Linked DNA regions of Homo sapiens: region 2 is linked to region 1. The links are chromatin contacts, found by Hi-C in ENCODE. All regions are on one chromosome and are shown on one strand. Each heading gives the region's core, a stretch centred on a gene start or an enhancer-like site at or near the end of the contact. The rest is flanking DNA. Distances are from core to core; before and after follow the strand shown. Region 1 holds the start of MRPS9-AS2 (MRPS9 antisense RNA 2). Region 2 holds the start of NPHP1 (nephrocystin 1).

Region 1 (6,313 bases), core at 3,639-6,138:
TTCTTTTTTTTTTGAGACAGAGTCTCGCTCTGTCGTCCAGGCTGGAGTGCAGTGGTGCGATCTCGGCTCTCTGCAACCTCCGCCTCCCGGGCTCAAGTGATTCTCCTGCCTCAGTCTCCTGAGAAGCTGGGATTACAAGTATGTGCCACCGCTCCCAGCTAATTTTTGTATTTGTAGTAGAGACGGGGTTTCACCATGTTGCCCAGGCTGGTCTTGATCTCCTGACCTCAGGTGATCCACCTGCCTCAGCCTCCCAAAGTGCTGGGATTACAGGCATGAGCCACCACGCCTGGCCCCCTTTTTTCATATTTTAAAGATTAATCAGCACACTTCAATCTTTCCTATGTCTCCAAATTATGAACCTAATGTGAACACATAGCAGTGCATTTGTTCCCAAATTCAAAGGTTACACAGGAAATTTAATGCAGGAGTACAAGTATTGCTCCCAGAGGTGGAAAATATACTACGTTTGCTTTACTGTACGATCATGCATTCTGAGAAATGTGTCATTAGGTGATTTTGTCACTGTGCAAACATCATTGAGTGTAGCCACACAAATCTCAGTGGTGTAGCCTTCTATACATCTTGGCTGTATGGTACAGCCTATTGTTCCCAGGCTACAAATCTGCACAGCATGTTACCGGAATATTGTAGGCAGCTGTAACTCAATGGTAAGTAAATGTGTATCTAAACATAGAAAAGGTACAGTAAAAATACTGTATAAAAGGTAAAAATGGTACATTTGCATAGGACACTTACCATGGACAGAGCTTGCAGGGCTGTAAGTTGGTCTGGGTGAGTCAGTGAGTGAGTGGTAAGTGAATGTGAGGGCCTAGAACATTACTGTTTACTACTGTAGACTTTACAAACACAATACACTTAGGCTACAATAAATTTATTAAAAAATTACCTTTCTTCAATAAGAAATTCACCTTAGCTTATTTTAACTTTATAAACTTTTTGATATTTTTAAAGTTTTTAACTCTTTTGTAATAATACTTAGCTTAAAACATAAGCACACTGTACAGGTGTACAAAAGCATTTTCTTTCTTTATATTCGTTTTCTTATTCCTTATTCTATAAGACTTTTTCATTCTTTAATTTTTTTTTAGCTTGTTAAACATGTCTGTTAAAAACAAAGACACAAACACACACATTATCCTATACAGGGTCAGGATCACCAACATCACTATCTTTTACCTCCACAGTGTGTCCCACTGGAAGGTCTTCAGGAGCAATAAGACGTATGGAGCTCCTATGACAATAATGCCTTCTGGAATATCTCCTGAAGGATCTACCTGAGTTTGTTTTACAGTTAACTTTTTCTTTTTATAAGTAGAAGCAGTAGACTCCAAATTAACAATAAAAACTATGAGGTATAGCCTGGTAAATAAATAAACCAGTAACATAGTTCATTATCATGTATTATGTATTATACATAATTGTATGTCCTTTAATAGGACTGGCAGTGCATAGATTTGTTTACACTATCATCGCGACAAATGGGTAAGCAATGCGTTGTACTATTGTAGCAGGATGAGCCGCAGACAACAACCCCTCAGACACCGAGTTGTAGAAGGAAAGGGCTTTATTCAGCTGGGAGCATTGGCAGACTCACGTCTCCAAAAACCAAGCTCCCCAAGCGAGCAATTTCTGTCCCTTTTAAGGGCTTACAACTCTAAGGGGATCCATATCAGAGGGTCATGATCGATTGAGCAAGCAGGGGGTACCTGAGTGGGGGCTGCATGCACTGGTAATCAGAATGGAACATAACAGGACAGGGATTTTCACAATGCTTTTCCATACAATGTTTGAAATCTACAGATAACACAAGCAGTTAGGTCAGGGGTTGATTTTTAACTACCAGGCCCAGGGCCCAGTGCTGGGCTATCTCCCTGTGGATTCCATTTCTGCCTTTTAGTTTGTACTTCTTTCTTTGGAGGGAGAAATGGGGCATAAGACAATATGAGGGGTGGTATCCTCCCTTACTATGATGTCTTGATGGCTATAAGGTCATTAGGAGATAGGAACTTTTTAGCTCTATTATAATTTTATGGGACCACTGTCTTATGTGAAGGTCACTGTTGACCGAAACTGCATAATGCAGTGCATGACTGCATGCTAGTAAAGGACTGTGACATGAATTTCAAAAAAGGGAAAAATCTCCACCACTCCTAACCTTAATTTTAGTACTTAGTTCTTATATGGTCCAATATCAATAATTTTTTAATAGTATAAATCCTGCTTCCACATACTCACTGTTTTCTACTTGGTTAAATTTCCACAATTAAGATTTTAAAAAATTTTTAAATAATCTCACAATGTGTAGGAACTGCTGTTTAAAGACATCTATTTTAATGAGCTATAAAGTCTTGGTTCTCTGCTGCAAGCGGTGGCTCACGTCTGTAATCCTAGCACTTTGGGAGACCAAGGCGGGCAGATCACCTGAGGTCAGGAGTTCAAGACCAGCCTGGCCAACACGGCGAAACCCTGTCTCTACTAAAAACACAAAAATTAGCTGGGCATGGTGGTGGGCACCTATAATCCCAGCTACTCGGGAGGCTGAGGCAGGAGAATCGCTTGAACCCGGGAGGCAGAAGGTGCAGTGAGCCGAGATCACATCACTGCACTGCAGCCTGGACGACAAGAGCGAACTTCCATCTCAAAATAAATAAAATAAATAAATAAATAAAGTCTTGATTCCCAAATGCTAGTTTATCCATCCGTTGACAAAAAGAGTCGAACTCTGTAAAATATTTTGAAGAGATTTATTCTGAGACAAATATGAGTGATCATGGCCCATGACACAGTCCTCAGCAGGTCCTGAGAATTTGTGCCCAAGGTGGTCAGGGCGCAACTTGATTTTATACATTTTAGGGAGGCATGAGACATCAATCAAACACATTTAAGAAATACATTGGTTTGGTCCAGAAAGACCTGGGACTGATAGAAAGGGAATGTTCAGTTTAAGATAAAGATTGTGGAGACCAAAGTTCTCTGTAAGTCTTACAGTGGCTGCCCTTAGAGACAATGGATGACAAATGTTTCCTATTCAGATCTTAGTTAATCTCTTTAGGATTGGGAGGGTCTGGAAGAAAAAGATCTAGCTATGTTAATACAGATTCTTTACAGATGCATATCCCACCCCTCCAAGGACAGCTTTGCAGGGCCATTTCAAGATATGGCAAAGAAACATGTTTTGGGGTAAAATATTTTGATTTTCTTCCTTGTCTTGTAATGTTATGCCAGAGTCAGGTTGGAAAGTAAGTCACCATATATAGGGTTAAGTAAAACCCATCTAATAAGAATTTATGATTTGTAGGGCATGACTCCCCAAATCCTGTAGATAGGAATCTTGGGCAAGATAAAAAAATCAGAGTTTAGTCCTCCGACCTCTGCCAATTTCTCAAGATATCTTTTGCTAGTCTAAAAGCTAATAACAAAAAGAACAACAGGATGAGCATTTTATACAAGTAAATGTATTCCATTTAAAAGATTTTTCTTTATTGTGAAATTCTGCCATTCTACCTTTTTAATGCTAAAAAGTTCTGTTTCGTGAAATGATGGTGATAGTAGACGGCATTTATTTGCTTGACAACTTTGTATGATCTCAGATTTTCTGTGTGTTTTACTTTTACTGACCCTTCAAATCTAAGTGTGTGTAAACCCTTTTAAAGTGCGTTACTACATCATTTAGTATGTGTTTCGTAGAAAGCAACCTGGGAGTTAACTGCCAGGAGCACGCAAGTTTCAGAAAGCAAGACATACTCATCTCTATTCAACAATTAATCAGTTCTGATTGGGTTTCAAGTAAGGCTTAGTACCAACGCTTAGGGAGGGGCGTGCAAAAACGAGAAAGGTAGTGTTTGACCTTACCGGTTTAAGGTTTATCCTGTGCATTATACAGTTAAGAAACAACGCAGGAGAGTGCCAGGGAACCGAGAGGGGCTTGACAGTTGCTGCAGGAGAGTCTTGACTTGGAACCAGACGAACGTGGAAAGTTAGAGGAGGGGAAAACCCCTACTAGGATAAGGCAGACAGGAATCAAGGCTTGGAGCGCATCTGGGGCCCCGGCCGCCCTGCCCAGGTGGAGGAAGAGCCGGCTCGAGGTGCAGCAAGGGGGCTGGGAAGGAAGGGCTGGCTAAAGCGCCACGTGGATGTGAGTGCCAAAGAGACTAGGAGAGCGTGGAAGTGAGTCCCGAAGAGACTGAGTTCAGGACGTGAAGAGAAAGAGGCCGAGAAAAACGACCCACCAGCGATCCTTCTTGAGGTCGACACCGAGCAGGGGTGGAGTCGGATACGCCCCGCGGACACCATGCACCCAATCAGCGACGAGCTGTCGCGGATCGCGGGACACGCCCCCTGATCCAAAGGCCCGAGAAGCTCTTGCACAGGACAGCCTCTGGAACCCCGCGCCATTAGCGCCTGCGCCGTCTCTAGGCCCCGCCCCCTCACCCCTCCGGTCCTGGAGCTCCCACAGCTAACATGGCGGCGCCCTGTGTGTCCTACGGCGGAGCAGTTTCGTACCGGCTTCTTCTCTGGGGTAGGGGTAGCCTCGCCCGGAAGCAAGGCCTCTGGAAAACCGCGGCCCCTGAGTTGCAAACAAATGTCAGATCCCAGGTAAGGCCTGGGAAGACTGGAAGCGGCTTACCTCTGCCGCGCGAGGATGTGGAGCCAGCGCGGACACCTTCCCCCAGCGTCTCGCGTGCCTTCAGGCAGGGACTCTAGGATCTTAGGTATTTAGTGGAGGTCTGAGGTTGGGGGGGAGGAGGTGGGTATTGGCGTGCAGTAGCCGCTCTAGAGGTTGTTACTTGTTTTTTTGCGGGGTGCAGCGAGGGGAACTTACCTGAAGGTAGAAGTGGAGCGACCTCCTCCTTCATTTGGCTGCTGAGCTAAGTAAGGGTCGGTGCCTAGGTCTGTGTTGGGTCCAGTCCTACCCTGCCCTGCTGTCTAGGGAGGAGGAGGGCCGCGCCAGAGAAGAATGATGGGAATTGGATTCCTGCAGGTGCCTGGAAGACAATGGAGAAAGTCACGTTGTGTAGAGGACAGTGACTTTTTGAAAGTGCCTTCAATATGCGCAATTTCTGGCTTCTTAATTTTCCCGAATCCCCCTCTATGGAAAGATGCAGGCCAGAACTTGTACGTTTCGTTTAATCCAGGGAGAAGTGGGGAGTCAACAGCTGGATGGCTGATGATGCCAGTTTACTGACATGCGATCTCAGAGCAGGAAAAAGATTTGAGAGGGAAGAAACGAGTTTAGTATGGGATTATGTTTTTAGGCATCTGGGATTTCCAGTAGGTCTACGGATAGTCAAGTGTATAGCTCAGGAGGAGAACTGATTTCGAAATGCCCTGTTACCTTGTAAATGGTAACTGAGGCCTTGTAAACAAATTAAATTACCTAGGGAGAGTGTACTGAGGAGTAGGCAGAGGGACAGGGCCCTGAAGGACAAATAAGAAATAAGAGGCCTCAAGAGATTGAGAATGAGGGACCAAAGAAGCAGGAGAGAAACCAGCCAGTGTGGTGTCATGGAAAACAGGTGAATGTTTCAAGGAGGGAGAGTGATAACAAGTACCAATTATTGCAGGAAAGTCAAATACCATACTTTAAAAACTATATTTAAAAAAAAAAACATCTTTTTGTATGTTCTTTCCTTTATATTTTAATCTAGATCAACCAGTCCATTCTATCTATTCATGTGGACATTTGTTTTTTTTTTTTTTCTTACTGGAAAATGTGCTAGAAATTTTTATTTTTTCATGCATCTCTTTGAGTATATCTTTGCTACATACGCATGATTATGAGAGGGACTATATCATACAGAGTATTTTTATTGTTGACATTTAATGTATGTATTGGGGGATGGCTAACTTTCTGTCCCTCCTGGTATCTATTCTTCTATGTTTTTTCCATGTTCTTATAATCATGCATAAACATACATGCACAGGTGTACTTTACAAAAAATGGTACCATATTTGATTGCATTTTACTTTCTGCTTTTCTCTTGTACATATGCAGTATATTGTAAAGTAGAAATCCTTCAGGGTCCCCTATTATGTTTTTAAAAGCATTTTTAACTGCTGCATACTATTCCATGATAAGAATATATCAAAGTTAATGTAACAATTGATGGACATTTGCTTTGTTTCTACTTTCTTTGCACTAATAAAGTTTCAGTAAACATCTGGTCTAGTTCTTAAGTACTGGTTTAGTAAAATGGATGAAGAATGATTTCTCCTGTTACTTTAATTTTCATCTCCTTGACCATTCTTGAAACAACCTCTTTCCCCCATATGGCAAATGTTTACTGAG
Region 2 (6,683 bases), core at 3,281-5,780, 5.2 Mb after region 1:
AACCTGGGAGGTGCAGGTTGCAATGAGCCGAGATTGCGCCACTGCACTCCAGCCTGGGTGACAGAGTGAGATTTAGTCTCAAAAAATAAAATAATAATAATTATGATTTTTAGTTTACTAACATAAAATTTAAAAACGTAGTTTTCCCTTGGCCTTCAAATTCAGTCTATAAATCTTACTCTGTTTTTAAATCTAGTAAAGCAAGAACAATAACCTTTGCTTTTCTTTCATTACTGTTAATTCAGCTTGAACTAAATCCCTTAATCAATCCTACTATTATAAATTAAATTCATTTGACATTTCAAAATTCATTTGTTTTGCCTTTAAGCACTCTGAATGCCTGACTTAAGTAAAACTTCTCCAAACAATTACAATTCACTTAAATTAATAGAATGAATCTCATGTTCTTTGGAATGTAATAAAATCCTTAAATATCTCAAAAACAAAGATTATCTTAATGATGTCCTAAACTTAATACAAATGTTATGAATTAATAGTCTAAATTTGATGTAGTTCATCACGTCTATTTAAACTCTCCCAAGGATTTTTTTTTAAGTAAAAACAAATACAAAACAAAAAACACCCACCTAGAAAACAGTGTTGTCTTCTCATGGGAGTTAAAGTTGACATCCCAATGAAGTACTAATTGCTTATAGACAGAGGTTTCTGACCAGGTCACAGGATCTGGGCTACATAGGCTAAGGATTTAGGGTAATCCTGCCCATGTCACCTATGTTTACATTAAGCAGTTTTTATAGTTGCTGTCACAACAGCAAGTCCGCAACCATCAGGTTTAGGTTGGTTTCTTCTACATTCAACTTACAACACTATGTGATTCTTCCATTTGATTCCAAAGGACCAATCTCTATGCCTTAAATACTATGCATTGAAATGTAAGTGCGGTTCCTGTAAAGCTTATATAATTTAGCATACTTTACCTTTGATAAATATGTTGTCTTTTATTGGGTTCTAGAGCTTCTTTCAGTTGGCTCTCAGAAAGCAAACTATCAACCTATGGAGACCATTTAAAATATCACATTATTAAATACCATATCGCCTTAGGAAAGAAAACTTCTTTTTTTATCCAATATTTTATAATGAACACTTTTAAACATACAACAAAGTTTTAAAAATTTTACAGTGAAAACCCATATACCCGCTACCTAGAAAAAACATTAACATTATACTATACTTATTTGATCTATCCGTCAACCCACCTTATGCCTTTCAAAGTAAGTTGCAGTTATCAATACATTTCTCCCTAAATAATGGACTATGGATGTCACTAACTAAAGTTCAATAGTTGATGTAAAATATGTATATAGTGAAATGCACAAATACGAGGCATACATTTGCTGAGTTTCGACAAATGCATACATCTGTGTAACCAAAATTCTTATCAAGATGTAGAAAACTACCATCACCCTAGTAAGTTCCCTCATGCCCTTGCCAGTAAATCCCCTCCTTATTCCTCCACAGACAAACCTGTTTTGATATTTTTCCAACATAAATTAGTTTTGCCTGTTCTTGAAATTTTATATAAATGGACTCATACAGTAAGCACTCTTGTGTAACCTTTCCACAAAGCATGTTTTTGAGATACTTCCATATTGTTGTGTGTACCATTAGTTCATTCCTTCTCATTACTGAGTGGTATCCATTGTATTGAATGTATCATGACTTTGTTTCTCTTGACTTAGTAGTTTGTTTACTAACACTATATGTAACTTTGTCAATATACTCTCCAAAAAGGCACATACTTCTTTGGTCTGTTTTCTATAGATTACGTAGAGAAGATAAAGTGGATGAAAAAAGAGAAAATTCCATTAGTTTCTTCTCTACTCTTGCAATTTGGCATCCATCTGAGTGTTATTTACAAAATTCACACACCTAGTGATAGAGCCAGTCATCACAGGCCTGACTCAGAGGGGCTGTTGATTACTTGTCCTACAGACACCGAATAGAAAATCTGTTCCATATTCAGCTTCAGGTGTCCTCTGTGAAGACAGGGAAGAATTAGCTAATACTATCAAAACAAACTTTCCAGATAGTCAAGGTATCAAAAGGCTCCAGAGCCAATATTTCTCCAGGGAGAATAATCTTTCTAATAGTTTGTTTTAATAATCATTTTTATAGTTTCCTTCTAAAACTTTTCCTGGTTCTCCTAATGTCCCACTAAATTTAAAATTAACTCATCATGACTAATCATCAGAGAAATGCAAATTAAAACTACAATGAGGTACCATCTCACACTGGTCAAAATGGCTATTATTAAAAAATCAAGAAATGACAGATTCTGGTGAGGCTGACAAGAAAAGAGTACACATATACACTGTTGGTGGGCATGAAAATTAGTTCAGCCACTGTGGAAAGCAGTTTGGAGATTTCCCAAACAACGTAAAACAGAACTATCATTTGACCCAGAAATCCCATTTCCGTGTATATACCCCCAAAAAAGAAATGATTCTACCAAAATGTCACATGCATGTGTATGTTCCCTACAGCACTATTCACAATAGCAAAGACATGGAATCAACATAGATGCCCACCAATGGTGGACTGGATAAAGAAAATGTGGTACATATACACCATGAAAAAATATGCAACCATAAAAAAGAATGAAATCATGTCCTTTGCAGCAACATGGATGGAGCTGGAGGCCATTGTCCTAAGTGAATTAGCATAGGAACAGAAAACCAAATACCATATGTTCTCACTCGTTGAGTACACATGGACATAAAGATGGGAGCAATGGACACTGGTGACTGCTGGAGTGGGGTGGGGGAGGGAAGAGGAATGAAGACTGAAAGACTGCCTATTGGGTACTGTGCTCACTGCTTGTGTGATAGGCTCATCTGTACCCCAAACCTCAGCATAACACAGTGTTCCCATGTGACAGACCTGCACATGTACCCCCTGAATCTAAAATAAAAGTTGAAATTTTAAAATAAGACACAGAACCATATTAAGATCCACCGAAGTTCAGCATAAGTCAATGCCCCATCAAGTTTTATTTTTTATTTCTACCAGAAGAGTATTTAGCTTTTGTTGCACCACTGTGATTCCAATACACAGTCACCTAAATATTTACCTTCCAAATCCTTTTTACTTTAAACAAGAGAACAAAAATGGATAAAATATGAGCATCAGTGAATCTCTTACCGGCCTCAGATTATAAAATAATTTTACTCAGTGGAAAAATACTTGGTAATAGATCACATGAAAAAAATTAAAGTGAAATTAAAATGTCAGAAAATAAACCCACTGGTTGCTATTTACTTTTTTCTTATTTTTAATAAGAACTCAGTGTATTTTTAAAAAGTTTTTTTTTTTTTGAGACCAAGTCTTGTTATGTTGCCCAGGCTAGTCTCGAACTCCTGGGCTCAGGTGATCCTCCTGTCTCAGCCTCCCAAGTAGCTGGTACTACTAGCATGAGCCACCACACCTGGCCTAAAAATTTTTATAAATATGAAAAAGAATAAAGAAAATCATAATAATCATCAGCATCCTGTCACACAGAAATACCATATTAGCCTGTTCCCTTCTATGCTGTTCTGTGTATATTATATAAGTAACAATGTGATGAATACTTTTATACATCAATCTCTGTCCTACTTTCTAATTATTACACATAGCAGATCCCTGGAAATGTAATTTTTGAGCCTAGGTGCATACACATATGTTACACCTTGTCAAGCTGCTTTCCTGAAATGCTGTACAAGCACCTTATACACGGGAGCAGTGAATGTGCCTGCTTCATCACACCTTCCTCAAGACAGAGTGTTGTGATTTTTAACATTTTTGTGATACCTTATGTGCTTTGCAATTACTTGAGTATCTTTGAAGTTAACATTCCTCGTATGTTTATGAGTTACTTGTATTTCCTCTCTCGTTCACCTCCTTTGCTCATTTATCAGATCTTAATGTTCTTGCATATTAAGACTATTTCTTGACACCTATTTCGCTTGAGTTCACGGAGGCAATAATAATCTCCACTTGAGGAAGGCTGAAAGGAAATGGGCTTGGAAAGTGGAGGAGAGGAGCTAGGCTCAGAGTTGGGTTGGAAATGGTTACACCACTAAGTTTAGATTGGGAGATAAGGTGGGTTAGTGAGTTGTTAGGGTAGGAGGTTGAGACGTTAGGTGGGAGTGAGGGTCGGAGGAGGGGGCGCTTAGTTGATGGTCACGAATTTTGGGAGGTTTCGCCTTTGGCTGGGGGTTGAGTTGGGATCAGGAGGGGTTTGAATCGGGGTTGGGTGCTGGAATGTTATGGGGTAAGGGGGCGTTACAACCTGGGAAGGTAAGTAGGTTGGGGGCAAGCTCCCAGGATTAGGTGGGGTCACGGTGGGAAGGCGCAGTGCGCGCAGCTGCGTCCGCCTGTCGCCCGCCCCAGGGCCCTCTGCACAGCCTGACCATACCTGTTGCTTCAGCTCCTGATTGCGGCGCCGCAGGGCCTGGAGAGGATCTCGCTGTCGTCTCGCCAGCATCTCCCTGGCTGCGGTGCTCTGATTGCTCCAGTTGCCAGGGAAACCAACCGGCGGCGCCAGAAGGTGACGCCATCGATGTGCGCCCGCCTCCCAGCCCCGCCCCGCCCGGGCCGGTCCCGGGAAGGGTCAAATGTTCTCTTGCGGTGGTCATCCCACGCCACCAGGCAGGTCACAGCCGGGGGAGTCACTTTTCCTCGGCAATTCCTAAGGATAGGGGAACGTCCCCCGGCGTCTGAAACTACATTCCCCACAATACATCAATAATAACACCACCTTCTTGCTGGGATACCTGTTTTATGGCATTTGCTTTCTGATACCAATTTTGTAAGCTAATGTTAAGATACAATTTTAGTATCTTAAACTCTTTCATTAACTCCAAGGATAGCTTTCCTATGGAATATATGGTTCTGTTCCATACTGTCACTTCAAAAGGCAGTTTTTAATTCTTTGCCATTTAGGCTACTGAAGTTTCATTTCATTCTAATATTGCACGTTGTCAATTCTGAATTCTGTAAGGATGGTAATTGTTCTACAGCAAATCTATGAGCAAATTATTAGTTCTCATTATGATTCCCAGTTTACATCAACTCTCAGGAAGGTTGTCATGTTTCCCCCATATGGGACTGCATCCCATGAATCCAATTCCAAAACTCCACTACACCAAAATTGAACTTGAATAAGAATGATGATGCTTGGGGCTCACCTTCCAAATGATGGACCCCATTAATACAAATGAATGTTCTTCAGAACAGCCACAGGCCAGGATGAACCATTATTTATGTACTTTTTTCTTCAAGTATAATACATACAGAGAAAAGTCTACAGACTTTGTGTGCAGCTCTGAAAACCCTCCACCCCATAACAGCACCCAGATTATGAAACAGAACATTATCTGCCCACTCACACTCTTCCTGTCTTTCTAGTCCTTGCCTACCCCCAACCTCTCAACCCTCTCACTTCTCTACCACACACCAAAGGTGAACAATATCCTAACTTATAAGAGCACAAACTTGTGTTGCCTTTTTTTGTACTATACAATGAAATTATGCACTGTGTGGTGGCTTCTCCTGTCCTTTAAATATCACATTTGTGAGATGCATCTATACTGTGTGTGTCTGTAGTCTGTTCATTCTCATTGCTGATATTTCACATATGATATACCCTAACATACTGATTCTACTGTTGCTGGGTAAGTGGGCAGTTTCCAGCTTAGGGCTAGTATAAATAGCGCTGCTAAGAACGTCCTGGTGCAAGTCTTCTGGCAAACACATAACACTGCTGAGTCACAGGCATGTTATACGTCAGCTTTAGTAGATACTACTACCTGGTTTCCCAAAATGGTACTAATTTATACCCTATCAGCAGTGTATGAGTTTTTGTTCTTTATGTCCTTGGCAAGATTTGGTATTGTCTGTTTTGTTGTAATTCATGTCTTATTTTGAATTAATTTCTCTATTATGGCTTATGATAATTAGTTCACTTAAATAGTCAAACATAGGATTTCCATTAAAAATCTTTACAACAAATGAGAAAATGCTATAAAATATTTCTAAGTGGATTATTAAATCAATAATTACAGGTGATGAGATGAGCAAAACGAAAAAAATTGCTCTAAAATACAGCTATTACTTATGAAATTCTCAGTCTACAAATAAATTAGAAAAAATTATTCTGCATCTACTTATTTATAGGGATTTCCACATTTTAAATGGAAAAGTTAATAGCATCATGGATACAGTTTAATTCTGTTGGTAAAAATAAACTAATAACCCCCCCTAAATATGTGTGAATATATGAACAATAAGGAAAGGTGCAAAAAAAGTGTATTACTCATTCACCTCAGGTGTGAAGATGTTTGACTTTATACATTTTTGCATCATATTGTTTCGGTTACAAGTATTCATTACTTGCGATTCCTAGATCAGCATCATCACCACCTGGGACCTTGTTAGAAATGCACATTTTCACATTTTCAGCCCCACCACAGTCCTAGGAGAATCAGAATCTGTATTTTAACAATACCCCAGTGTTTCATGTGCACATTCAAGTTTGAGAAGTACCACTGAGGTATTCAGTGTGCTATAAATGATATGATTACTCAGCTAATGATTTTTCACTAATAACTGTAATATTCAGGACAGTCACATTAATACTAGTCATTGCTCCTCTGTAGTTATACCTTGATGCCATTATAAAA

What was found. A loop is a pair of places that touch in the nucleus more often than their neighbours do. Pooled maps may share reads with other maps.
Region 2: a map of CD4-positive, alpha-beta T cell shows a loop between it and region 1 (14-fold over the local background). The contact joins the promoter of NPHP1 here to the promoter of MRPS9-AS2 in region 1. A Hi-C loop is called at or near these places in 2 of 168 maps with a recorded cell type or tissue (CD4-positive, alpha-beta T cell and naive thymus-derived CD4-positive, alpha-beta T cell) and 5 of 50 pooled maps.

The regions. Positions count from the first base shown.
Region 1 is chr2:105,033,608-105,039,920 of GRCh38, forward strand. MRPS9-AS2 (MRPS9 antisense RNA 2) reads right to left here and starts at 4,889. Exons shown (of 3, transcript NR_110603.1): 1 at 4,847-4,889. It overlaps MRPS9 (mitochondrial ribosomal protein S9), which reads left to right and starts at 4,462. Exons shown (of 11, transcript NM_182640.3): 1 at 4,462-4,620. The coding sequence starts at 4,486. RefSeq lists enhancers at 3,869-4,078, 4,099-4,148, 4,199-4,248, 4,419-4,748, 4,502-5,444.
Region 2 is chr2:110,200,483-110,207,165 of GRCh38, forward strand. It overlaps NPHP1 (nephrocystin 1), which reads right to left and starts at 4,531. Exons shown (of 20, transcript NM_001128178.3): 1 at 4,418-4,531; 2 at 939-1,012. The coding sequence starts at 4,486.